Linked DNA regions of Mus musculus: regions 1 and 3 are each linked to region 2. The links are chromatin loops, found by intact Hi-C in ENCODE. Cell type or tissue: heart. All regions are shown on one strand.

What was found. A loop is a pair of places that touch in the nucleus more often than their neighbours do. Peaks named below come from ENCODE experiments on the same cell type or tissue, not always from the same donor. Only the 100,000 strongest peaks of a DNase experiment are listed, where the experiment ranks them.
Region 1: a loop joins it to region 2, with 3 times the contacts of the local background. A loop is called at or near these places in 6 of 42 quality-filtered maps.
Region 3: it touches region 2 in a loop (2.5-fold over the local background); 16 of 42 quality-filtered maps call a loop at or near these places.

What each region holds. Positions count from the first base shown.
Region 1 is chr7:101,966,913-101,974,912 of GRCm38, reverse strand. It overlaps Numa1 (nuclear mitotic apparatus protein 1), which reads right to left and starts at 5,070. Exons shown (of 25, transcript NM_133947.3): 1 at 4,944-5,070. In heart, CTCF peaks have their summits at 116, 3,779 (motif pointing left) and 4,698; DNase peaks (open chromatin) are centred at 3,622, 3,882, 4,272, 4,742 and 1 weaker place; H3K4me3 peaks cover 2,799 bases; H3K27ac peaks cover 3,502 bases.
Region 2 is chr7:101,902,614-101,910,613 of GRCm38, reverse strand. It overlaps Tomt (transmembrane O-methyltransferase), which reads left to right and starts at 4,255. Exons shown (of 4, transcript NM_001081679.1): 1 at 4,255-4,315. It overlaps Lamtor1 (late endosomal/lysosomal adaptor, MAPK and MTOR activator 1), which reads right to left and starts at 4,777. Exons shown (of 5, transcript NM_025605.3): 1 at 4,574-4,777; 2 at 805-950; 3 at 508-585; 4 at 68-194. The coding sequence starts at 4,615. In heart, CTCF peaks have their summits at 4,555 and 7,547 (motif pointing right); DNase peaks (open chromatin) are centred at 233, 2,073, 3,673 and 4,783; H3K4me3 peaks cover 1,896 bases; H3K27ac peaks cover 2,925 bases.
Region 3 is chr7:102,061,282-102,069,281 of GRCm38, reverse strand. Rnf121 (ring finger protein 121) reads left to right here and starts at 4,117. Exons shown (of 9, transcript NM_029211.3): 1 at 4,117-4,216. The coding sequence starts at 4,154. It overlaps Xntrpc (Xndc1-transient receptor potential cation channel, subfamily C, member 2 readthrough), which reads right to left and starts at 3,791. Exons shown (of 22, transcript NR_104582.1): 1 at 3,478-3,791. It overlaps Xndc1 (Xrcc1 N-terminal domain containing 1), which reads right to left and starts at 3,791. Exons shown (of 11, transcript NM_001286689.1): 1 at 3,478-3,791. In heart, no CTCF peak of the experiment used is centred here; DNase peaks (open chromatin) are centred at 3,541 and 4,081; H3K4me3 peaks cover 3,133 bases; H3K27ac peaks cover 2,265 bases.

The DNA of each region.
Region 1 (8,000 bases), 64 kb before region 2:
GAAACGTCTGAAAGATCTTGTCATTAAGGATCACAAAGAGCACTTCCTCAAGACACCAGAGTGCAGCTTTAGGAAGCATAGCCACTGGCTGGTAATGATGGCTTCTCTGAGTAACAATGATTGAAACCAGTGGCAGATAGTGCTCAGCACTGGAACTACAGCTTTAAGCAGACTTCAGCGCAGCAGCCAAGGGCTCTCAGCCAAAGCACCATCCTCTCCACCCTCCCCCTGAAATTTGAGGCAGGCCCCACCCAGAAGACTGGGTGATGGTGATGGAAACACGGATTCCCTGCAATTGTAGCCTTCTGTGAGCCATTTCACAGAAGGCTTAGACCCACCCCAACTCACTCTGACCACAAGGACAACAAAATCCAGATGGTACTGCAGGACCCTGAACCTTAGAGTTCCCACATACCTGGTTCTTTGAAAATGAAATGTAACCACAATCCAAAAATGAGGCTTCCCAAAAGCTGATAAAGTACCCTTTCTTTTCCCCATTCCAAGGAACACAGAGAAAAGCAGTGACCTTGCATATTTATTGTCCCTTCTGTCCTCTTTATACTTTCCAAGCTGCCATACATAGTTCCCTGTATCATGACTAATTTCCACACTTAGAAGATATCTTCTATAAGCTGGGTGGTGGTGGTGCACAACTTTAATCCCAGCAGTCAGGAGGCAGAAGCAGGGGGATCTCTGTAAATCAGAGGCCAGACTGGTCTACAGACTGAGTTCTAGGACAACTAGGGTTCTACAGAAAAACTTTTGTCTTGAAAAACAAAAGAAGGAAAGAATGAAGGAAGGAAGTCCTCTATGTTTCCACAAAAGATGTGTCAGGACAAGGAGAGTGACATCAAGAAATACGCTGCCATCTGGTCTGCACGCTCTGGATCTGAAGGAGTTAAAGACTAGCCACAGTTTCCTATAAGGGCTGAGACTAATGTAAACCACCTGCTAGATGCAAGAACCAGACCAGAGAGGGGTCAGGTTGCTCAGCTCTGGAGGTCTCTTCTGAAAACAATTGTGGTTTTTGGTGATATGCCAGAGGGTCTGTGAGGCAGCCCAACTCCTTCCTCCCATGTGCCATCCCTTAGTCTGGGCTTCAGCTCCTTCTTAACGGCTACCTGCCTGAACACCACCACCTCACCTCAAGATAACACCAAAGTGAACTTTGGTCTTGGCTACTGACCTGTTCAAGTTCTCAACTTAGGAGCCCCTGCCAGCACTGACCCTCGTTCTTTTACTGTTCCTACTCCCAGAATGTTAGGGCCACAGGCTTCCACCTCAAGGTGTCATTCCTCAAACCCACCAGGCTCCAACTCCAAAGTTCCAAAGGCTTAGAGACTCACAGGTAAGAAAATGGCTGCAGCATCTGTACACCTGAGTTCAGGCAAAACCTAACTATCAGTTACCCTGCTATAAAAATTCCAGGCTCCAGCACCACTCCCTAAAATAGATACCCTCTCCTTCACCTGAGCAACTTGTGCGCTGTTGGACTGAACACTGATGTTGGGAGTTCCTCTGGGAGGAATACATCAAGAGACACAGGCAACTAACCTGTGACTTGGATCTTACCTGGTTTGCTACCTTAGAGGGCCCTGACAAAGGCCAAGCTACCTTGATAAAATGTTTATTCATTATACACGGGAGGTGGAGACAGGAGGATTGCTTGTACCCAGTCTTAACAACAACAATAGCAATAGCAAAGCCAGGTGTAGTGGTCCATACCCTCAGAAAGCAGAGGCAGGCGCATCTTTGTGAGTGTAAAGCCAGCTTGGTCCACATACCAAGTTCCAGGCCAGTCAGGGTGACATAGGAAAATCACTTCTCAAAAAAACAAAACCAAACAAACAAATTAAAAGGGGGGGGGGGCTGGAGAGATGGCTCAGTTGTTAAGAGCACTGACTGCTCTTCCAGGGGTTCAGAGTTCAATTCCCAGCAACCACATGGTAGCTCACAACCATCTGTAATGGGATCTGATGCCCTCTTATGGTGTGTCTGAAGAGAGCTACAGTGTACTCATTAAACAAACAACAAACAAAAACAGAGGAGCTGAAGGGGATTGCAACCCCATAGGAAGAATAACATCAGCTGGCCGGACCACCCAGTGTTCCCAGACATTAGATCAGGAACCAAGGAGTGCAGTGCACGGGCATGGAGTGCACACATGACTACAGATACTTATGTAGCAGAGGACCACCTTGCCTAACAGCAATGGGAGGGGAGGCCCTTGGTCCTGTGGAGGTTTGATGCCCCAGCTTAGGGGGATACTGAAGCAGCAGGGTGGGAGAGAGTGGGTGGGTGGGGGAGCACCCTCATGGAGGCAAAGGAGAGGGGGTACAGGATGGATGCAGGATGGAGAGATTTGTGGAGGGTAACAGGCAAGTGGGATATCATTTGAGATGTAAAGGAATAGAATGATTAATTAAAAAAGAAAGGAAATCAAAAAAAGAAAAAAGAAAAACAAACAAAAATTAAATCCCAAACAACAAAAGGAGCTGTCTTGCTGGTGTGTCCTCTGGCTAACAAAGGGGCTGAGTTGTTTTGAGATGGTTTTCCTTTAGTTTTTTTCAAGACAGGTGTTCTCTGTGTAAACCTGACTATCCTAGAACTTGCTCTGTAGACCAGACTGGGCTCCAATTCAGAGATCTGCCTGCTTCTGCCCCCCAAGTGCTGAGATTAAAGATGTGCACCACCACCATTCATACCAAAAGAAAAAAAGGGGGAAAAAAGGCCAAGAAAAGCATTATCTTTTCTCTATTATGGGGGAAAGCCCTGAGTAGGCTGTGTGGACAAGTCAATTGTTTCTCAGCATTTCTGCAATCAAAAGCAAATGAAGTTACTGGATGAATTCTCTACTTGCTCTAAGGCACTAACTTTCAGCTCAGGCCTCTCCCTCTGCACATACACCACTCTCTTTGTAACCTAGATTTCTGACTCAGAGTCCTGAGAATCTGGAAAGGAATGAAAAGACTTCAGGAAAACCCCACATTCCGTTGTTTCTTTAAAAAAAAAATCGTCCTTGGTGACTCCCACCTCTAGAGCACTTTGAAAGGCTGAGGCAGGAAGATGGCTCTGAGTTCTAGGGCAGGTAAGGCCACATAATCAAGAGGAGAAAAAGGGGAAAGAGGAGGAGGCAAAGAGTTTTTTAATGACCTAAAAGCCTCAGGAGGACTGAGAAGCCCCCAGAAGTAAGTAGGCCCATAACACCTAGGAACAGGGACGCTCCTGACAAGAAAGTCCAAACACCAACCCTTGAGTATTTACAGTTTTGAGACTGCAGAGTACAGATCTGCAGATGCAATCGCCAACCTTCAAAAGTTCCCTTTTCTGCCCTATAAAACCCCAAGCCCTTTGTATCTCTTCAGCCTCCACTCCCCAGAGAGCCTGCTGCCCTTCATTGTTCTAATTAAAGGACAATCTGCTTCTGTTGAGGTCAGTCTATTTTCACATTGCCGGGCTTAATCAGAGCTAACAGTACTGACACCTAGTCCTTTCCCCCATATTCGTAAGGTCATGATCGGAAAAATGTTAGCAGAAAAGTTGCAATCATGAACTAGACTGCGGCCTACAGGCAGATACTGTGTGAAGTGCCTGCGCAAGCGCACATACACAGCCCTCTGGGGCAGTTCATCAGCACCTATCCCCAACCACTACATTCACACACTCAGATCCCTGGCAGCTGACAAAAATAAAAAATAAAAAAAGACACGTTTTCATTGTCCAACACCGCAAAAACATCTAGGACCACACAAGGAAACAGGGAAGCCCTCTACTGGGCCGTCTCTATAGCTCTAGGACAGGCGCACACATTACTCCCTCCAAACAAAAACACGCTGACATCTATGAGGGGAAAGAAAGGCGCCAACTCCCGGATGTTGGCAAGCTCTGCGCAGGGCCAGCGCCTGTTTCTCAGTGTTTACTTGCTCTCCCTTTCCTCTCCCTCCCCTCTAAGGATGGCGCAGCAAAGGGAGGTGAGGGGGATGAACCACCCCACCCTCTCGTCCATTTTTTTGAAAAAACAAAACAAAACAAAACTAACCCGAGAAAGAGTGAGGGAGAAAAAGTCTTAGTGCTGGGGGCCTTACCGGACTCCTAAAGCCAAACGTATCTACAGGTTTTAATCCGCCATTAGCATTTAAATCTTGAAAGGACAGGGGTAGGGGGGGGCAGTGGAAAGTAACCCCACACACAAAAGAAAAGTTGTTGGGTTTCTTCTCAGTCGGCCAGGCAGAAGCAATCTTCCTGGCTGACAGCCAGAAGTGCGTCACAGCCAGGAGTCTGCTTTCTTTAAAGGCACAGCGAGCTTCCGCGCGGTCTGGGAGCAACAGCGAAGCCAAGAGCTCGGGGGGGGGGGACGGGGGGGGGACGACGCCTACCAGGAGGACCCAGGTGAAGCCTGCCCGTGCCCTAAAAACTGAGCAGGACGTGCGGGGGCGGGGAGAGTGGCTAGGGCGCAAGCCCGCAGGCTCCATTGCTGAAGGGAGAGCACGCGCAGCAAGGGCTGGAGGCTGTGGCGTAAACACACAAAAACGCACCCGCGGTGGCCGGCCTCACCAACCTGAGATGGCCAGGACACTCCCCCTTCGCTGCTTTCCAGCAGGGCTTAAGGCAGTAGCAGTGACGGCCTGTCCACCTCCGAGACCAGCCCTATCGGGCAGGCCCAGAGCCGCCGAACCCACGGCCAGCCCCTGGCGGGAAAGGCGCCCGGCGCAGAGGAAGCCTGGGAGCCGAGCGCAGGGGAGCCGCACGGCGCAGGCCTTGTACAGGGGCAGCTTCCTGCGGCGCGGCGAGGGGGGCGTGTCTGCAGGCGCACGGCCGCCCGCCGGCTCCCCGCCACACAAAGCGCAGGCCTCCTCAGAGCGCCCTGCCTGCCCGCCCGCCTGCCCGCCCTAGGACTTGGCCACCCTAGCCTGTTCTCCGCAGGGAATCTCTTCAGCCCCTACCTTCTGCGTAGCAAGGCCAAGATGCCATGCTGTGTGCCTGCTCCTCCCACTCCTCCACCCAAACGAGCGGCCCAGGCAGTTTCTAGCCGCGGAGCGTAGGCCTCGCTCTTCTGTCCCGATAGCTGCGCTATTGTTGACTGGAATGGCCGCCAAAATCCCAGCTGTGCTGCCAGAACCTAATCCGCTGTTCCTGTGGGCATTTGTGGGGAGGGGCCGAGGGGCCAAGGCACAGTTCTGAGTATGGCAGGCGCTGGCTAGAGCCCTCAACAGGCACAGGGACTCATCATCCTCAGAGTCTGCTGCAACTATATGACTAAAAGAAATGTCACACTCAGACAAGATCTCGACAGCGTTGCCACCCACTGGACACCTCCTGGGATAGTTAAAGGAATTCCCTCACTTTACAACTAGAAACATTTAATGAAGTATGTGTAATGTATTGCTATTAAATATTGTTAATACCCATACAAGAATTATACCCAACGTCTGAGCTAGGGTTACAATTCCACAGATCAGAAGTGACTACAAGTTTTATCCCAAGATGGTACATGTTAACTCATATAAAAGATGTAAGGAAACTAACCAGTTTAGATGAGGGAAGGATTAGAAAACTGAAGTAATATTTTAATCTGGATCTTCAAGCACAAAATCAAATTTTTCCTCTCGGGAAAGGGAGAAGAAAGCAGAAAGGTGTGGTAGCAGTGAGAGACCAGGTGTCAAAGGTGAACTGAGGTCAGAATTGGGAAATCTTGAACTTCAAGGATTCAAATAAAGGATCTGGGATGGTTTTAACAGAGAGCTGTGGTATGAGCCAGATTAACCTGACAAAATGGTTCTCTGGCAGCAAGGTGAGCTAGGAGGCTACCCAATAGATAGGAAGGTGTTGAGGACACGGATGGTAGAGAATAGTTAAAAGAGGAATGAGAAGCATTGAGGAGAAAGAAGCTGACAAAAAGCAGGAGACTCAAAGCCACCATGGTGCTGTGTGCTTACAGTCCTGGCAAGTGGGAGGTTGGAGCAGAAGGCCAGCCTGATCCACTCACTACTAGAGTTCCAGCCCAGCCAAGGCAGAGTAACAGCCTATCTCAAACAAGACAAAACTAGGAGGAGCAACTGTACCGGGAAGAAAGTACATGGCATATGTGAATCACATGTGAGGAGGAGATGGGGGTCTGAAGAAGAAACAGGATATAATAGATAGTAGCTAATGCTTACTAAGAACCTACTAACATGCCTCAAACCATCCTACTGACCTATTGGGCATCATTTCATTAGGCTTCAACACCTCTTTATGAAGCAGGTAAATTACCACTCAACTTTAAGATGACTTTTTTAAAAAGACTTATTATTTATGTGAATACACTGTCACTGTCTTCAGACACACCAGAAGAGGGCACTGGATCCCATTACAGATGTGAGCCACCATGTGGTTGCTAGGAATTTAACTCAGGACCTCGGAAAGAGCAGTCAGGTGCTCTTAATCGCTGAGCCATCTCTCCAGCCCTACCACTCAACTGTAGACATGAGGAAGCTAAGCCACAAAGTGACTATCTTACATACATATCACAAATCACTTGCAGCTAACTACATAACCCTGGCAAGGATTCCTCAGATTCCTAGATGAAAGCATAGCCTCCTCTGCTTTAAGAGTACAAGCATGAACTCAGTAACATTCGCAAGGTGCCCAACACACTGACTTTTAGCACAGAAGGTGCTAGTGGATGCTTCACAAAGGTTGGTCTCTGTCACCAGGGTGTCCCAGCAGAAGGTTTACCAGTGCTAAAGAAGCTAGAGATATTCCTCCTGGAACAGGATGGTACCTTCAGTGTGACCGCCTTTTCCCCACCAGTTCCTCTCTCGGCTTTTACTTTATAGGCACACTTCAAATCTCAATCCCTCCAATATTAAACTGGTAACAGTAGTGGATTACTGGGGACAATCACTTGGGGACTTCCTACACTGTATGTATGTTTTTATGGTTGGATTTATTTTTTTATTATTTATTTACTTATTTTGGTTTTTTTGAGACAGGGTTTCTCTGTATAGCCCTGGCTGTCCTGGAACTCACTATGTAGACCAGGCTGGCCTCGAACTCAGAAATCCGCCTGCCTCTGCCTCCCAAGTGCTGGGATTAAAGGTGTGTGCCACCACACCCAGTGATTGGATTTATTTTTAATAACCATGTACAAAAAGACACAATGGCTCAGGAGATATGCATGATCTGGTCTGAAGACCTAGGATCTACATGGTAGACAAGAACTCACTCCCAACAGCTGTTCTCTGACACACACAAAAACATGATTTTAGTGTTTAAAAATTATGCTAATCATGTACAAAGCTCAAGAAATGGTTTTATATATATTTTTGTGAAAGTCTCTTTCATCTAGAATGACAACTCCTTAAGGACATACCCCAGTTCCCTCTCTATGATCAGCCATAGTCCCTAGCTTACTAAAGCTCATTAAATCTGTTCCACTGAACTACATTTGTATGGCAGCTTTCCAAACACAGTCTCTGGCTACTAAAAGAATGTGTGTGCTGAGTAGAGGGGATGAGGTGTTGGTGAGATCCATACCCAAGACTGCAGACACATTGCTCTCTCAAACCTACAGCCTGTTCTCACCATCCCTCTGTAGTCTGTACTTAGCAACTGCTATTAGCAGAAAGGACGGCTTCTATTCAAAGGACTACCACAAATACAAATGTTCACATTTTATGAAAAGAAATGGCAAAAATAGTTAAAGACTGGCACACCCTAAAATTGTATGGGATGAAAATAAGAGGGTTGCTAAACTGCCCACCAGTCTCTGCAGTTCCACTTGGTACTGTGAGTCCTGAAACTTCACAGTGAAGACAGAGTAGATACTGTATCTCTCCATCTTGCCCCTGCTCTAAACACAAGGTAACACGTTCCAGTTGAACCACTGCTGTAGAAGGCTTGAAATCTCCTCTAGAATTTCCCTGCCAAGTCCTTACACTTCGAGGCCAACTAACTTATGGGCTACCCAGGAAGTGTGGCTAGTTTCTCCACTTCTCTTTCTTCTCAACCAAGAAAGA
Region 2 (8,000 bases):
ACCCACCCACCCTCCACCCCTGGGAAGCCATGTGGGAAGTGGTAGGGGACCAGCCAGGAGTGCTCACCTGCTGCAAGTCAGAGAAGGGGATAGGCTCACTGGCCAGCACTTGGTGGGGCTGGCTGGTGAGAGATGGCAACGGTGGCAGCTTCTTCCAATGGGTCAGACTGCTGCTAAGCACAGCCAAGCGGGTACTGGCCAAGAGGGAGGAGACAGGGAAGGACAATTAGGCCAAAGCTTGCCCTGTCCTGCCCAGGCCAGCCTCACTCCCTCAGGCCAAGGGATCATGGTGACAGGGTACAGTTCATTCCAAACTCACTCTGGCTGTACTCCTTTGACCTGATCACCCTGGATCAAACACATTGGGCAAACTGGGCCGACTTGAATGCCTGAGGCACTTAAGTGATCTGTAGCTAGTTTTCTGGGCTCCACCCAAATGAAGAGCCTGGACTGGAGAGCAAACTCCCGAGCTAGAGAAGGATGTCTAGGCAGCTGGCCCATGCTTACCTGTACTGCCTTGCCCGGTCCATGTACTCATGCTGTTCCATGCCCTGGGAGTCTGCGGCAGACACATCAATGATGTTGCTTTGAAAAGGAGAGACAGAGAAGACATGACAGGTGCTTTAGATGGTCACAGACGAGAAGCAGTGCTAGGTGCGAATCCCAAGGCCTTCTGACACTAGTACTCAGCCAGCCCACCGTAACAAGGCAGAACCCAGTGACATCGCTCCCTAATGACCTTGTCCCATCCTCTATGTTCCAAACTTGGCTGCCTGTGTCCCAGCCTGGTCCTGTGACACTCACCTAGCTGTCTTGGCAAGGATGGAGGAAAGCAGGGCCTGCTCATCTGTGCGAGCTGAAGGTAGGCTATGGTAGTTGGGCTCGGCTCCATTGAGGGCTTTGGTAGGGGTGCTACTGGGGTCCAGCAGCAGCTTCCTCTCCTCCCGATCCTAGGAGGGGCCAGTAGAGAAAAGTCAGCCCCAGGGCCTTAAGTCTAATCTTCCTTTCATTTCAAAGGTTCTGACATACTAAAACTACTTTTATGAGCATGACTCCAAGTGTCCAGGTAGATGCAGAGTCAGAAAACATTCACTCTCAGACTGGCCCAGTTGGTGGTCTAGGATGAACCTAGAGAACCTAAAAAACATTCAGAGGGGAGCAAAGCAACACTGACATTCCTGGAGCCTCAGTAACTGGTCAACCCCTTCTGGACAAAGGCTATTGGAACTGACTGAAAGTTGGAGAAGGCGGGAAAATATCAAAGTAAGGTTCTAGAGGAGAAATCAATGCAAGTCAAAAGCCCAAGAACAGCCTTCCTGGTTCCCCGGGGAAAGTACTGCCCAGCAAAGATGTCTACCCACAACATAAGGCCCTAGCATGGCCAGATAAGTCCCTGGACTGCAAGGAAGCAGGCCAGTTGTACGCTGCCATTCCTCGCTTTATCTTAGTGCAGAAACTCCAAGCCCACAGCCGAGATACAGTCACCAATGTCCTCTCTCCCCCCCCTTTCTCTCCAGGATCTTTGTACACACATGCACACAAAGCACAGTCCTCCCATGTTCCCCAGGCTGCGAGGGTACTATAGAACCCAGCTGGCCTGGTACTCGCCAGGGTCGGGCCTCTACCTCCTGATTTGCTGACCTGAGAGAACAGTGGAGCTCTTCCTCCCAGACAAACTACACTCTCCCTGACCCAGTCAGCCCAGTCTCCAGCAACCCTGCTTACTAACCTCCACAGACAACCTCAAACACCAGAACCAATTTAGAATTAAACCAAAACTACATCTCCTAACATTGGACTTTCCTTGTCCTGGTTCAGACCTTGTTCTAATCTACTGCCTTAAGTCCATCAGTAGAGACCCCTGCTGGCTGTGTCAGCTGCAATCTGGATAAGCAGACCTGATTCAAGTCTATTTGGGCCCTAGAAGGCTCGGGACATGGCAACTTCTGAAGGAGTATAGTGTGTAGAAGGAGAGGAATGCTGGCCAGTGCTGACCCATCAACTTCCAGTGGCCGCCAGCCAGTCTCAGCAGTCCTCCTGGGCTGTCTCAGTTCCCACCAGCTTCCCAGTTACAGGAGCCAGCTCTCCTGCTCACAACTCTCCCTATGATGGCTACTTCCTCCTGCCTGGCCTGCCCCACCCCAGACAGGCTCAGCCTTTCCACTTTGCTCTTCCTCCTCAGAACTACATTGCCCAAATGTCCTCAAACCACTCGACCCAGTTCACCACGACAGAAGGAAACATCTACGGTCTTCTGCCTCAGGTTCCTGGACAATCTATCTTTCTCCTTCCTCAGTATCAATAGGCTAGACAGATAAAAGGTTTACCAAAGGTGAAAGGGTCTCTAAGGGAAGCTGGTGGTCACAAGGAGTCCCCCACGGCTGCTGCCGGTCCTTTCCCCAGCACTGCTCCTGACAAATATTCCTTCAGGATAGGGCCGTGTCATCCCCAACCCCACCGGGAAAAAGTTAATGACATCACCTGACACCCACAGAATGAGTGATACATGGGGTAGGTTTCTTACATCAAGGTTTGCTTCCTAAGCCAATACAACCTGAGTCAAGATTTCATTATTGACTTTAGCAGACCTAAGGTGTCTGCCCACCACTACCTCAGAGCCTGTCCCAGTATATAAGGTATGTGTCTTGTTCTTAGAACACCATGACTAGAGTACTTTTTTTGTTGTTTTTGTTTTTTGTTTTTCGAAACAGGGTTTCTCTGTGTAGCCCTGGCTGTCCTGGAACTCACTTTGTAGACCAGGCTGGCCTCAAACTCAGAAATCCACCTGCCTCTGCTTCCCGAGTGCTGGGATTAAAGGCGTGCGCCACCACGCCCGGCGTGGCTAGAGTACTTCTAACATTAGCTAAATTGCTTCAATCCTCCTAACTTTTCCCTCACCTTTAAACATTTTACAGGTAACTAGCAGGAGTCAAATGAAGCAATCGTAGGCGGCCTCTGAAGACCTATTGCTTATACATTTTTCTTTTTGAGACAGACAGGCCCTGAACTTACTGTGTAGCCAGACAGACCACAAACTTGAGGCAGTTCTGTGTCAGCCTCCTAAGTACTGGGACTCACTCTCTTAGGTGTAAGGTAATTCTTACACTTCTAATACAGGGACAGGCAATGCTGAAGAGGGCCTACCTAAAGAGGGACTGGGGATATGACCCTGGGGTTTGATCTCTACGACTGCATAAAACTGGACATAGTGAGTGACATATGCCTAGGATCCCAGCACTCAGGGAGAAGCAGAACCAGAAATTCAAGGTCATCCTCAACTGTATGGCAGGTCTGCAGCCAGTCTGGGCTTCAGGAGACCTTTTTAAAAACAAACCAAACCAGCCAGAAATGAGAATCTGTAAAGAGGAAGGTGGAATTTTAGCTTTCCCTCCATAACTCTGCTGTTAGGCAGGGATATCTGCCTTCTTCTTCCTTTTCTGTTGTTTTGTGGTGGGTTCCTATTTTTGCAGTTCTAGCCTTTAGCATGACAGAATGAAGTGAAAGTTACGGCCACAGGCATGTCAAACTCAGGTCAAGCAATGAATGAGGTTCAGGAAGCACTCACCCCGACACAAATCACATTCTCCTGAACTGCAGGGTTCACTGGGGGGAAGAACACCTTCCCAAGTACAGCGACACCACTTATGTCTCTGACTGTATCCTCCACTAGACCGGGTGAAACTGTTCTCTGTGGCACGGTGCCTACTGTGTGTAGACATCAGGGCTCAGGCTTCGAGGCAGCTGTTAAGAGGAATGGCCAGGGGGCTGACACCCAGCCTTGCAAAAGTCTTCCCCTCCTCAAAAGCGTCTAGGCAGGGAAGGGACTGTAGTAGAGAGGAATGAGATGCACCAAGGGGAAGATGGAAATTTAAAAACAAGACACTGAAGTCTCTCCAAGTCGATGCTTTCTCGAAAAGAGTAAGATCTACAATCACATTCTTCAGAGAGGAACTCTCTAGCTCGAGGAACCCTCAGGCACCAGGCAGGGAACAGCAAACCAAACTCATAAATCAAATCCCCTTTCCTCTATATCGGTCAAAGCAAACTCTATTGCTCCCCAACGTCCCGATGTCTTCGCTCTATTAATTCTTCACTGGCCAACTCAAATGACAGTAACTTGGTGTCAACTTTTGACACCAAGCCAACAGTGGCAGAACAGTTGACAGAACACACAGAAATTCCTGATTTATCTCGGGAGACTGAGAGCCTCAAATTACCTATCTCTACAATGGGTCCACTAAGCCAAGCTGCAGTGAAGACAGAGGAATCTGTGAGCGCGAATGTTTCCCGAGAACCCAGTCTGAGGATTCGAGTGGTGAGATACGAGGGGACTGGAGAGTGGAAGGGGAGGGGCCGAGTCAGGCGGCGACCGCCGCAACCCTAGGCAGAAGTAAGACTAGGATCTTTAAGAGGGTAGGAGCCCGGCTGGCCGTCCTCTCTGTAATCTGTCCCCTCCAGGCCTCCGTACTCGGTGAGCCTGCAGTCCGGCTCCCCGCCACTGCGGGCTTTATTCTGGGCCCCGAGCCCCGCGGTCGTAGCCCACAGTCCCAAACCCCGTCCGCCGCTGTCGCACCTGGTCCGAGTCCTCGTTTTCGCTGCTATAGCAGCACCCCATGGCGGGGTCGGGCCGGGCGCTCAGGCGGCGCCGAGGAGGGACGGCGTCCGTCAGGAGCCTTTCCGGTCACATGACCCGCGGCTGCCTCTCGCTCCCCTCCCCCTCGCCTAGCCTGTCCTAAAGCCGCTCCGGCGCCACAGCCAAATCTTGCCTTCCGGTCCCGCCTCGCCGCGTGACAATCGCCAACCAATGGAAAAGTGCGTCCTACGTGAGCGGACCCGCGGCACGTGATAGGAAGGCAGGCGGGGCGAGTCACATGATTTTGTTGTCCTAGTCTCTAACTCCGAATCCTTGCGTCCCTTAGCTTTAGTGGCCAGTGCAGTGCGACGAGTTGTGTGGTCACATGGTGTCAGGGCCACCTTTGTGGGCCCAGTGCTATATCAAGATAAATTCTTAAGTGCCATGCAAGTGGCGAGTAGCGTACTGGAGGGAGATGTACTTCACTCAGAACTCTTTGCTAGTTTCTTTGTCCTTTATGTGTGCGAGAGAGACCAAGGTCTCACTACGTAGCCCTCACTGACCTGGAATTTGCTGTGTAGCCCAGGCTGAACTCGAATTCAGAGAGCCACTTACCTCTGCCTTACCAGTATTAAACGCATATGTATTTTTATTTTGAGTATGTGAGTGTGGAGGTCACAGAATAACTTCTAAGAGTTGGTTGTATCTTTCCACCATGAGGGTCGTAGGAATTGTTAGATTGGCAAACTTTGGGGCAGGCACAGTTTAGCCATCTCTCTACTCAAGTATTTGGCAGTTTCTTGACTAAGGTGAATTCTGCCTGAGTAGGCAGATGGCAGACACTTCTCTTTCCAAATCAGGGATTAGAGTATTCAAAGTCTCAATACAAACTTTTCTTCCTGATTGCCTTTTCTGATTCTCTTCTGAGCACTTCTCTTTACTTAATCTGGTGCCACTCACTTATTAACAAATCATAGGGCTAGAGACAACGCAGTGATTAAGAGCACTGGCTGCTGCTCCCCCAGAAGGCCCAAGTTCAATTCCCAGCACCTACATGGTGACTTACAATCATATATAGCTCCAGACCCAGGAGAAACAATGCCCCTTCTGGCCTCTGGCAGCAGGCAAGTACACACACACAGTGCACAGACACATACGTGCAGACCAAACACTCATACACATAAACTTAATTTAAAAGACATACCCCAGGGCTGGAGAGATGGCTCATCGGATGAGAGCTCTGACTGCTCTTCTGGAGGTCCTGAGTTCAAATCCCAGGAACCACATGGTGGCTCACAACCATCTGTAACAAGATCTGATGCCCTCTTATGGTGTGTCTGAAGACAACTACAATGTAGTTACATAAAATAAATAAATGAAATCTTAAAAAAAATTAAAAAAAAAAAGACATACCCCAGGGCTGGAGAGATGGCCCAGTGGTTAAGAGCACCGACTGCTCTTCCGAAGGTCCTGAGTTCAAATCCCAGCAACCACATGGTGGCTCACAACCATCCATAATGAGATCTGACACCCTCTTCTGGTGCATTTGAAGACAGCTACAGTGCACTTAGATATAATAAATAAATCTTAAAAAAATACATACCCCAAATATTTATTGTCTATAGTGTGCCACTCTAGTGTTCAGTTTGGATAGGTAGCTGGGCAGAAAACAGCCCAAGATCCAGACCATGGAATCCCTAGTCAGGTGGTCAGTGTATTCTATAGTTGTGTTTTTTAGTTCATTTCTTCTACCACATGTGAGTAACTGAGAGACAAGGACAGAGTCTGACTTTACTCTGTAACTGATACCCTAACACTTACTTACAGAAAACTTGGGGAGCTGGGCATGGTGGCGCAGGCCTTTAATCCCAGCACTTGGGAGGCAGAGGCAGGCGGATTTCTGAGTTCGAGGCCAGCCTGGTCTATAAAATGAGTTCCAAGACAGCCAGGGCTATAGAGAGAAACCCTGTCTCAAAAAACAAAACAAACAAACAAACAACCCAGAAAACTTGGGTTTTGAATTCAGTAAATAATTTTCAATTACTTTGGTTTACACCATGCCGCATGTCCTGATCCCAAGGGGTTAGAAAAGTCACCTAGTAATATTTATTAATTCTTCAGATTAAGACCCTAGAGTTCTGCTAAGTTTCTCAAAGGCCTGAGAAATAGGAGGCAGCTGAAGTTTGGTAACCTGAACTGCAGGTCTCAGGTAACAACAGCCTCAACATCAATAATTGAAATCAGGTCCAGCCTCCATCCTTGGGGTTAGTCCTCTGAAGGACTCCCATTCCGGTACCTGGTCTTTCTTAGGAGCCTTCAGCTCAGGTAAGCAGGGCCTTGTGGGTTCTCAGGTACATCAATTCATGCCCACATCACAAATGCTTCACATTCCTTCATACAATCTAGATTTTAACAGACACCCCTCTTCCAACCAAGGGTCTTGCAAAAATAGCCTATCAGGCTCCGATCTAAGGGGAGGAGCAGGGGGGGAAAGAACAGCTATCCCCTATAGGTGGTCCTGGAGAAGAAAGCTGAATGGTGAGAATGTGTGGTGTGTGCATGTACATATTTGCACTTACAGAGAATTCTCTTTGGAGGGGGATACAAATATAAAAATACAGGACTGGAGAAAATACACAGGACCAGGGAGGACCCACACCTCCAGGGAAGAGCAAACAGAAAATCCTTGGATAGAAAAAACAAACACTCCACTCTAACATGGTATAGAGGGTGGATTTATTTTTGAGATAGGGTCTCAAATGTAGTACAGGTTGGCTTCAAACTTTGGATCTCCTACCTTGGCCTTCCTCATGATGGGATTACAAGTGTACACCAAAATACCATAGATAGTATTTTCTTTAATTTTTAAATGATATTATTTATTTCTATTATATATGTATGGGTGCTTTGCCCAAATGTACTGAATGTACTTCTATACACTATGTACATACAGTGCCCACAGAAACCACAAGAGGGCACTGGATCCCCTGGGCCTGGAGTTACAGACAGTTGTGAGCAACCAGTTGTGGGTGCTGAGAATCAAACCCAGGACCTTTGGAAGAGCAGCCAGTACTCTTAACCACTAAGCCATCTGCCAAATGTTTTGTTTGTTTGCTGTTTGCTGTTAGAATTTATGAGTGTTTTGCTTATATTCATGTTTACTTGTGTGAGCCCCTGGAGGTCAGAAGAGGGGGTTGGATCTTCTGGAACTGAGGATACAGCTAGATGGTTGTGAACTAACATGAGTACTGGGAACAAACCTAGGTCCTCTGCAAGAGTGACAAGTTCTCTTAACCACTGAGCCATCTCTCCAGCTGCAGGCGTAGTGTTTTAAATTGCTTCTTACTGTGACAAAGTGCAGTGAGAATGTGAATGGGTTTCACAACAAAGCTGTTCTCTTTTGCTTCCCATAATGGATCAGAGGAGT
Region 3 (8,000 bases), 160 kb before region 2:
AATAAAAACAACAAACACAGGAGCCAGGTATAGCATCATGCACCTGTTATCCCAGCTACAGGAGAGGGTGAGGTGGACTTTGGGGCCATGTTGCAGGATATTTGATCACATTGTGAACCCGGAGATTGTGTTATTTACTAGGAAGGAAAAGCAGTTTCTAGTTGTGGTGTGCATGGCTCAGCCGTTAGCTTTAATATAAACAATGAAGGTAAAACTAGTTTGTAGAAGGAAGCACACGTGTTTGAAAGTGATGTCTAATTTAGAAGCTGACAAAATGACGAATCAGAGAAAGATTTGACAGAATAGGATATGCCCAACTCTCATGAGAACAGAGAGGAAAGAGTCACTACGTAAGAGGAAACAGTGCAAGCTAGGCGGTGGTGGTGCACGCCTTGATCCCAGCACTTGGGAGGCAGAGGCAGGGGGATTTCTGAGTTAGAGGCTAGCCTGGTCTACAGAGTGAGTTCCAGGACAGCCAGGGCTACACAGAGAAACCCTGTCTCAAAAACAAAACAAAACAAAACAAAACAAAAGAAGAGGGAACAGAGAGAGGGGGAGGAGGCAGTTTTATTGGAAGAGTTTTACAGAGTTAGGTTGAAGAGAGAACAAGCCAGAGAATGACAAGCCAGGAGATTAGAACAGATTGCTAGAGTTAGTTTAAAGCCAAGCAGGGCAATTCAGTGAGAAGTGGAAAGAAGCCAAATTGAACCAGTCAGCCTGGGGAGGAGTTTGAGCTAGGACAGCTGAGTTTAACCAGCCAGCCAGAGCTCAGAAAGAACGAGAAAAGATGAGCTTCTTACTCAGGAGTAAATAGCGGAGGCTGAAAATATTCTAGGCCCAGATAAGGGTTGTACAGATGCTAGAAGCTTCCAGGACGAAGCCTAGGTTAGCAGAGGGAGGTAGTAAGCCTCAGAGACAAGCACTACAGGAAAAAAAAAATATTTGTACAGGGCTAGCCTGGGCAACATAGGAAGAACTTATCCATAAATAAATAAGCACACATTTTCTTTCTTTCTTTCTTTCTTTCTTTCTTTCTTTCTTTCTTTCTTTCTTTCTTTCTTTCTTTCTTTCTTTTTTCTTTTGGTTTGTTGAGACAGGGTTTGTCTGTGTAGCCCTGGCTGTCCTGGAACTCACTCTGTAGACCAGGCTGTCCTTGAACTCAGAGATCCACCTGCCTCTGCCTCCCAAGTGCTGGGATTAAAGGCATGTGCCACCACTGGCCCGTTTCATCTGGGTATTTTAGTTGGTCTTTTGCTAAACTTTTTTGGGTTTGCTTTGTTTTGTTTTTGTTTTTTTGAGACACAATCTCACTTTGTAGCCCAGGCAAGTCTAGAACTTACTATGTGGCACAGGCTGATCCTGAACTCATGGCAACTCTGCTCAGTGTTGTGATTATAAGCGTGAGCCACCATACACAGCTCAGAAACGTTTTAGGAGTGCGCTCCTATGTACTCACAAGGCCCATGATGGCAGGTGCCCTCTCTCATTCTCCCCTTTGCTTTCTGAGTCAGGAGCTCCTGACTCTCACATAACCTAGCTCAAAGATTGGCTAGGAGGGCTTGCCAGCAAATCCCCCAGGACCTCCTCTCTCTACTTCCCAGTGTTGTTGAGGTTACAGGCACCACCACCTGCTGCTGTGCTTTTTTTTTTTTTTTAAATACTGTCTTGGCTAGAACTTAGAACTTGCTATGCAGCCCAGGTTGGCCCCTGCCTCCTGGATGCAGGATTAAAGGGTTTCATCACTACAGCCAGCCTCCTGGCATTTCTATGTGGGTGCTGGGGATCTGAATTCAGGCTCTGCACACACCAAAAAAACCATACTTCATTCACTCAATCAGCTCTCCAGACTAAAATTTTATTTATTAGGGCTTTTCAAGGCAGGGTTTCCCTGTAGAGCAGCTCTGATCGTCCTGGAACTGTAACTGTAAACCTGGAACTGTAAACCAGGTATCTAAACTCACAGCGAATCACCTAGCTCTACCTACCAAGTGCAGGGATTAAAGGAATGCCCCACCACGCTTGGACTAGGTTAAAACTTTAAATATCTGCAAAAACACAAGAAAGTAAATGAACTCTTATGTATTTATCATTCAGGTTCAATAATTCATTAGTAACAAGTGTTTAATGATATCTGAATGTCTTTAGGTAAGGGTCTCTCAAGATTCTTTTTTTTTAAAAGACACGATCTTGCTACATAGTCCTTGCTGACCTTGTATTTGCTATGTAACCCAAGCTAGCCGGTATTTTTTATTAAATTTATTTATTTATTTATTTTGGTTTTTTTCAAGACAGGGTTTCTCTGTGTAGTCCTGGCTGTCCTGGAACTCACTCTGTAGACCAGGCTGGCCTCGAACTCAGAAATCCGCCTGCCTCTGCCTCCCAAGTGCTGGGATTAAAGGTGTGCGCCACCATGCCTGGTTAAATTTATTTTTTACATTTATTTGTGTGTGGGTGGATGTGCAGGGGTCAGAAGAGAGCTTGCAGAGTCAGATTCTCCCTCCACCATACGAGTTCTGGAGACGGAATGCACGCCACTAGGCTTGGTAGCAACTGCCTTTTCCCACTGAGCCATCTTTTCTCCCCCCAACCCACCCCGAGGATTTATATTTTATGTGTAAGAATATTTTGCCTGCATGCACATATATGTACTACCTGTGTGCCTAGTGCTGGAGGAAGCCAGAAGAGGGTGTCAGATCTTCTGGAAATGGAGTTCCAAACGATTTTGAACTGTCACGTGAGTGTTGGGAACTCAACCTGGGTCTCCTGAAAAAGCTCTCTTAATCTTCGAGCCATACCTCCAGCTCCAACACTGAGCCATCTTGCTGGTCCCCAAGAAAGTATTTTTGAGATGAAGTTCTTACTGTGTTGTTTAGCCCAACCCTTAACTCCAGATCCTTCTGCCTCCCAAATGTTGGTATCTCAGGCATTATGCTCATGCCAGGGCTGTCTTGATCTAGTAATTTCGCCTCAGATCTGACTTTTTCTTCAATATCCTACTCATATAATTCCATGAATCCTAACTCATTTCTAGCCACAGTGGCTTTCCAATCTATCATCGCTTAAGTTTTCTTCCTATCTTCTCATGCTATTTCTTCTGCTTGGAATACTTGCTCTCTTTAAAACGTCACACACATGCTCGTCTTAATCAAAGCAACAGCTCCATTCTGCTAATTCTTACTTAATATTTAACAAGTGCCTCCCCAGTAACAACTATATGGTTATGTCTTGACAAGGTTGTGAGCTCCTGGAGAACAGGTTTTTTGTTTGACTCATTCTTACTTACATATCTAACGTAAAAGGAAGAAACACCCAGATGATTAGCAATTATCTGCTACTTACTGAGGTCCCATTTGATTCTTAAACGCTCAGATTCTGAGGCTTAAAACTCCGGAACCGGGTGCTCTGTTCGTTTTCTTGTTGGCCACCCTCCTCCCTTTCACTACTTCTCTCCAGATGACAAATCCCAACCCTTCTCACCCGAGTTCGTAAACTTTACGTCGTGGTAGCCTCAGCTCCGGAGCTCCGGATCTTATTCTCCCGCCAATTCCGTTCCGTGACCTCCGCCTTCTGGCCCCAAGCCTTTCTACTGTAGGAACGGGTTTTGAGTCCTACGGGAGCCGCTTTTTCTGAAAGACGACTTCCAAGAGGAAATACAGCAGTTACTACATCTAAAAACAAAATAACAAAACCCCGCGTGCGTGTATATATATATTTTTTCTTTTTTTTTTACACGCTCCAGTCCGCCCTTAGCGAGTGGGACTTAAATTTCCGGGTCGGACTCAGTGCAGCATGGGAAATGTAGTTCTTAGTGCACACGCGTCTCTGCTCGTGTCCTAAGCGAGGGAGTGTCGCGAAATTTGCGCATTCAGGGACTCTCCCTTTTCCTCTCCACAGTGCGGACTGGTGCCATGTTTACAATGAAATAGTTCAAGAACAACTTTTCGTTTTCCGAGAACGCTCTCCTGCTGAAGCTTGGCAGCGCACGAGTCGCCCCTTCTTAATTCCGAAGGAGCAGGTAGACGGTCTCTAGGTTCCTCACAGGCATCCGCCGGTCTTGCTGCTCCGCCCAGGCCGCGCCTCCGATTGGCTACAAGCGCTTGAGCGGCGGAAGCAGCTGGCTCGCGGGGGACCGGGGTGGGGGCCGGCCGTGAAGATGGCGGCAGTGGTGGAGGTGGAGGTTGGAGGAGGTGCTCTTGCGGAAAGGGAGCTAGATGAGGTAAGAGGAATTGAGAGACAAGAAAGGAAAGGCAGCTTGGAAGTGGAGGGAGAGGAAGTGAGGGATGGGAGCCGGAGGTCCTGGGAGAAACAGGAAAGATCTTGAGGAAAAGGGAGCTGACGGGGAGGCGGGTTTTCTGTGAGGGAAATCTGAGGGCTTCTGACTCAGGGACCCCGAGGCGTTCATGGTGAAGTAGGTTGGCAGTAGCTTTAAGGGTGGTGATGAAGGGCAGGGCAGAGGCTAGGGAGAGACGTTAAAGATTTTGAGGTAATTAAGACGGAGGTCCAAGGTAGGCTCTGGGGCTAAGAGGTAGCATTAATTGGAGGGGCGTGGACTTTTCTGTAAGGCAAGGCCGAGGCTTTCACTGTGGGAAAGGACTACCAGCTTGATGTGGAGGTTGGGGACACAATGCTAATATACTAGTATTACAGCTTTTAATTATAGGCAGGAACCATCTTATTCTTATATTTGAAGGTTTGTACATATCGCATGTTCAGTAAAGTTTTGGTCAACGAATGAATGAATGAATGAATGATTGTGAATGAATGAACAGTCATGTAGCAGAAACAGTCCATTTTGCTCACTGAACCAACATTTTTAGTTCTGTGACAAGACCTGGGTTAAGTGTTTGGAACTCAAGAGACCTTCCTCTTGTAAAGTCTACAGTGTCGTTATGGGATAAGAAGAGACATTGCATTATGTGTATTGTGGTTCCGAGAAGAGAGCCAGGGAAAGTTTTCCAGTTGTTGAATGGTTTTCTACTTCATATTCTTATTCTCGTTCATCCTCCCCGCCCCCTCCTCTCTCACCGGTCCCTTCAAGGTGAACTTGAAAAGGTATGAACCCTTTATCTACTAGGCGTTTAGCAATCTAGGTATTGAATTACTAGTGGTCCTTGAAGGAGACATTGAGCTTGAAAGAAATGAAAAGTCCTGGGCTCTGAAGGAAAGTACGAAGGTAAGCGATAAGGAGCAATCTGAGGCCAAGTGGTCAGTGGTAGTGTCGAGTTGCTTTGTGGTCTTCTGTGTGCCAGCGTATGGATAGAGATAACACCGGAGGACTAGGAGAGTGAGTAGTGATTGTCAGGGAGAGTCTCTTCCTATGTCTTTGATGTGGTTTAGATTGGTGAAGAGCCTGAGGCAAGGAGTAGGTTTAGGAATGACAGTTACTTGGTATGGTATGAGTCTAATTTGTTTTTGCTTTTGCTTTCTGGTTGGAATAAACTGAAAACACTAGACTAACAGGTAACAGGTGGCCTAGTTTCTCACTTGCCAGTTGTTAGAGACTAAAGGTGTTTGAATGGTGCTTGGTTAGAAAGGTGAAGTGGTTGTAGAAATAACTTTACAAGGCCCCTTTTAGCTTTAAGTCTCTGTGTTTACAGTTGGCAGCTATTAACTGAGGTATTTTGAATAATAAATAAGTTGCTGAAATTAAAATTTATGGTTGGTTAATTATGGCTCTTCACTGAGATGGTTTCATATGTAACTTAATTGAATATTTCTATCCCAGTCTAGCTTTTAAATGAATGAGACTTTGACTACGATTTATTTATTTAACTTTAGCACAATTACTGGGTAAATTACCCCTATCTAATTTTCTTTTTCTCTTTTTTTATTTTTTATTTTATTTTATTTTATTTATTTATTTATTTTTTTTGAGACAGGGTTTTTCTGTGTAGTCCTGGCTGTCCTGGAACTCACTCTGTAGACCAGGCTGGCCTCGAACTCAGAAATCCGCCTGCCTCTGCCTTCCAAGTGTTGGGATTAAAGACATGTGCCACCACTGCCTGGCCCTGTCTAGTTTTCTAATGGCTCGACTGGCTACATCCCCAACTCTGCTCCCCAAATACTTGCTGTTTGAGTCTTCCCGAAGGGTTATTTCAGCTCCAGCAATTTTGGGTTCATGTTCTTGGTCCGTCGTGGCTAGTGGAGACCTCCTCTTTCCTGTCTTCTCTCTCTCTCCTTTCTCCTCTTCATCCCTAGCTGTGACCTCTGCCTGGTAACTTAAACCCTGCCTCCTCCTATTTTCCCCAGTAATTGGCTAGCCCCAGTTTTATTTAGCCAATAGTTTTAAATTAGAGAGCAAGGTTTTCACAGCAAAGACTGGTGTACATGGGAATTTTCTCACTTTGAGGCAGCCAGATCTTGGGGTACAGAATTTAGTATTTGAATACATAGCAGCACCAGACCATTCATATATCTGACTTTTTGGAGACATGCTGTCACTGAACTCTGCCCTTTTTCTCTCCTTTTCTCTCTTGTGAGTGCTGGAGTTATATGAGTGTGCCACTGATGCCCGGCTACGTTTTGACTTTCTGCTTCTTAGTGTTTTAAGGATTTAAGTAATATTAGTTGGATGATACATATTTCAGTGTTAGGTCTACAGGTCAACTTTACATGAAGCCACTAACATCCATCCCAGAACCCTTGTTGCTTATTTTCCAAGAAAGAATATATCCTTGTTGTGAGGAAATTCTGTGTGAACTGGTTGTGTTCTTTTCCTTATGAGTTTAAAAAAGTAACTTGAGAAGCAGGAAGTTATCATGAAGCTCTAGAAAGAAGGATCTGACAGATCTCAGTTTGTGTGCCTTCTACCAGTGTCTCCTCTGTTTGTGCTCAAGCTTTCCCTAGTCAATGAATGATAAGGTGACCTATATCATTAATATGTAACTACGGGAGTTTACTGTATGTCATGCCTTGGGAATTCAAAGGTGAGTAAAACAGGATCTTTATCAGTTTACAGTCCAGTGGGTAGATATGCAAATAGGCCATTACAAAGCTAGTAAGTAAGTGTTGGGATGTTTGTGTTCTTGTGCCTGTGTGTGAGACAAGTGCAGTGAGGCACAAGAAACAACCCTAAAGTTGGTTACGGGAAGTCATGATAGAAATGGAAATAGCTGAAAGACTAAAGATTTAACCTACCATAAAAAGCTGTGATTTGCATGTAGATCAGTGTTGCTTTCTTCCTGAACTTTCTGCCTGCCTGACACCCCTTATTCTGGAGTCCAGGCTGGAAAAGAATAATGAGGAGCCTGGTTAAGATGGGCGTGATGCACTTTGGAAGAAGGCACATGCTGTGATTTATTCTTCAGAATATTATGTCTATATTTTCCAAAATCAGATGTCATTAGTACATGCGTAGTCTGGAATAGCAGTTCCATCTTTTGGTCTGGCTAATAACTTCTTCTGCCTTGGAGAGCAGGATAGAAAGATGGGCTTAGGGTAGAACTACCTGTGGAAACAGCACTGTTGATGGAATCTTTAAGACAGCTACCATTTAAGGTCTTTACCTTGGTTATCTCATTTATTACTTACAGAAGCCATGTGCTACTTTGTTAGATGCTACTTTGTCTTTTCTTTAAAAAGGATCGATTTTAATTCATGTGTATGTGTGCATGCATACAAATGTATGGGTATCTGTGGGGTCCAGAAGAAGGTGTCAGATCCCTTGGAGCTGGAGTTACACGTGGTTGTAAAGTACCCAATATGTGTGCTGGTCCTCTGCAAGAGCAATGTGTGCTCTTAGCCACTGAGCTATCTTTCTAACCCCAGCTCTGTTTTTACATTTTCTTTTGAGATAAGGTCTTGATAAGTTTCCTAGGTTGGTGTTATACTCAGAATCCTCTTGTCTCAGTTTCCCGAGCAGCTGGGATTACAAGCATGCACATCATGCCTGGCAAACTACCCCTTTTAAATTAAAAAAAAAAAAAATTCTTGAAGCAGTATAAATATCCTTGAGGATCATAATGAATGTCAATCAAGAGTGTTGTCTTTTATTAGTTTAC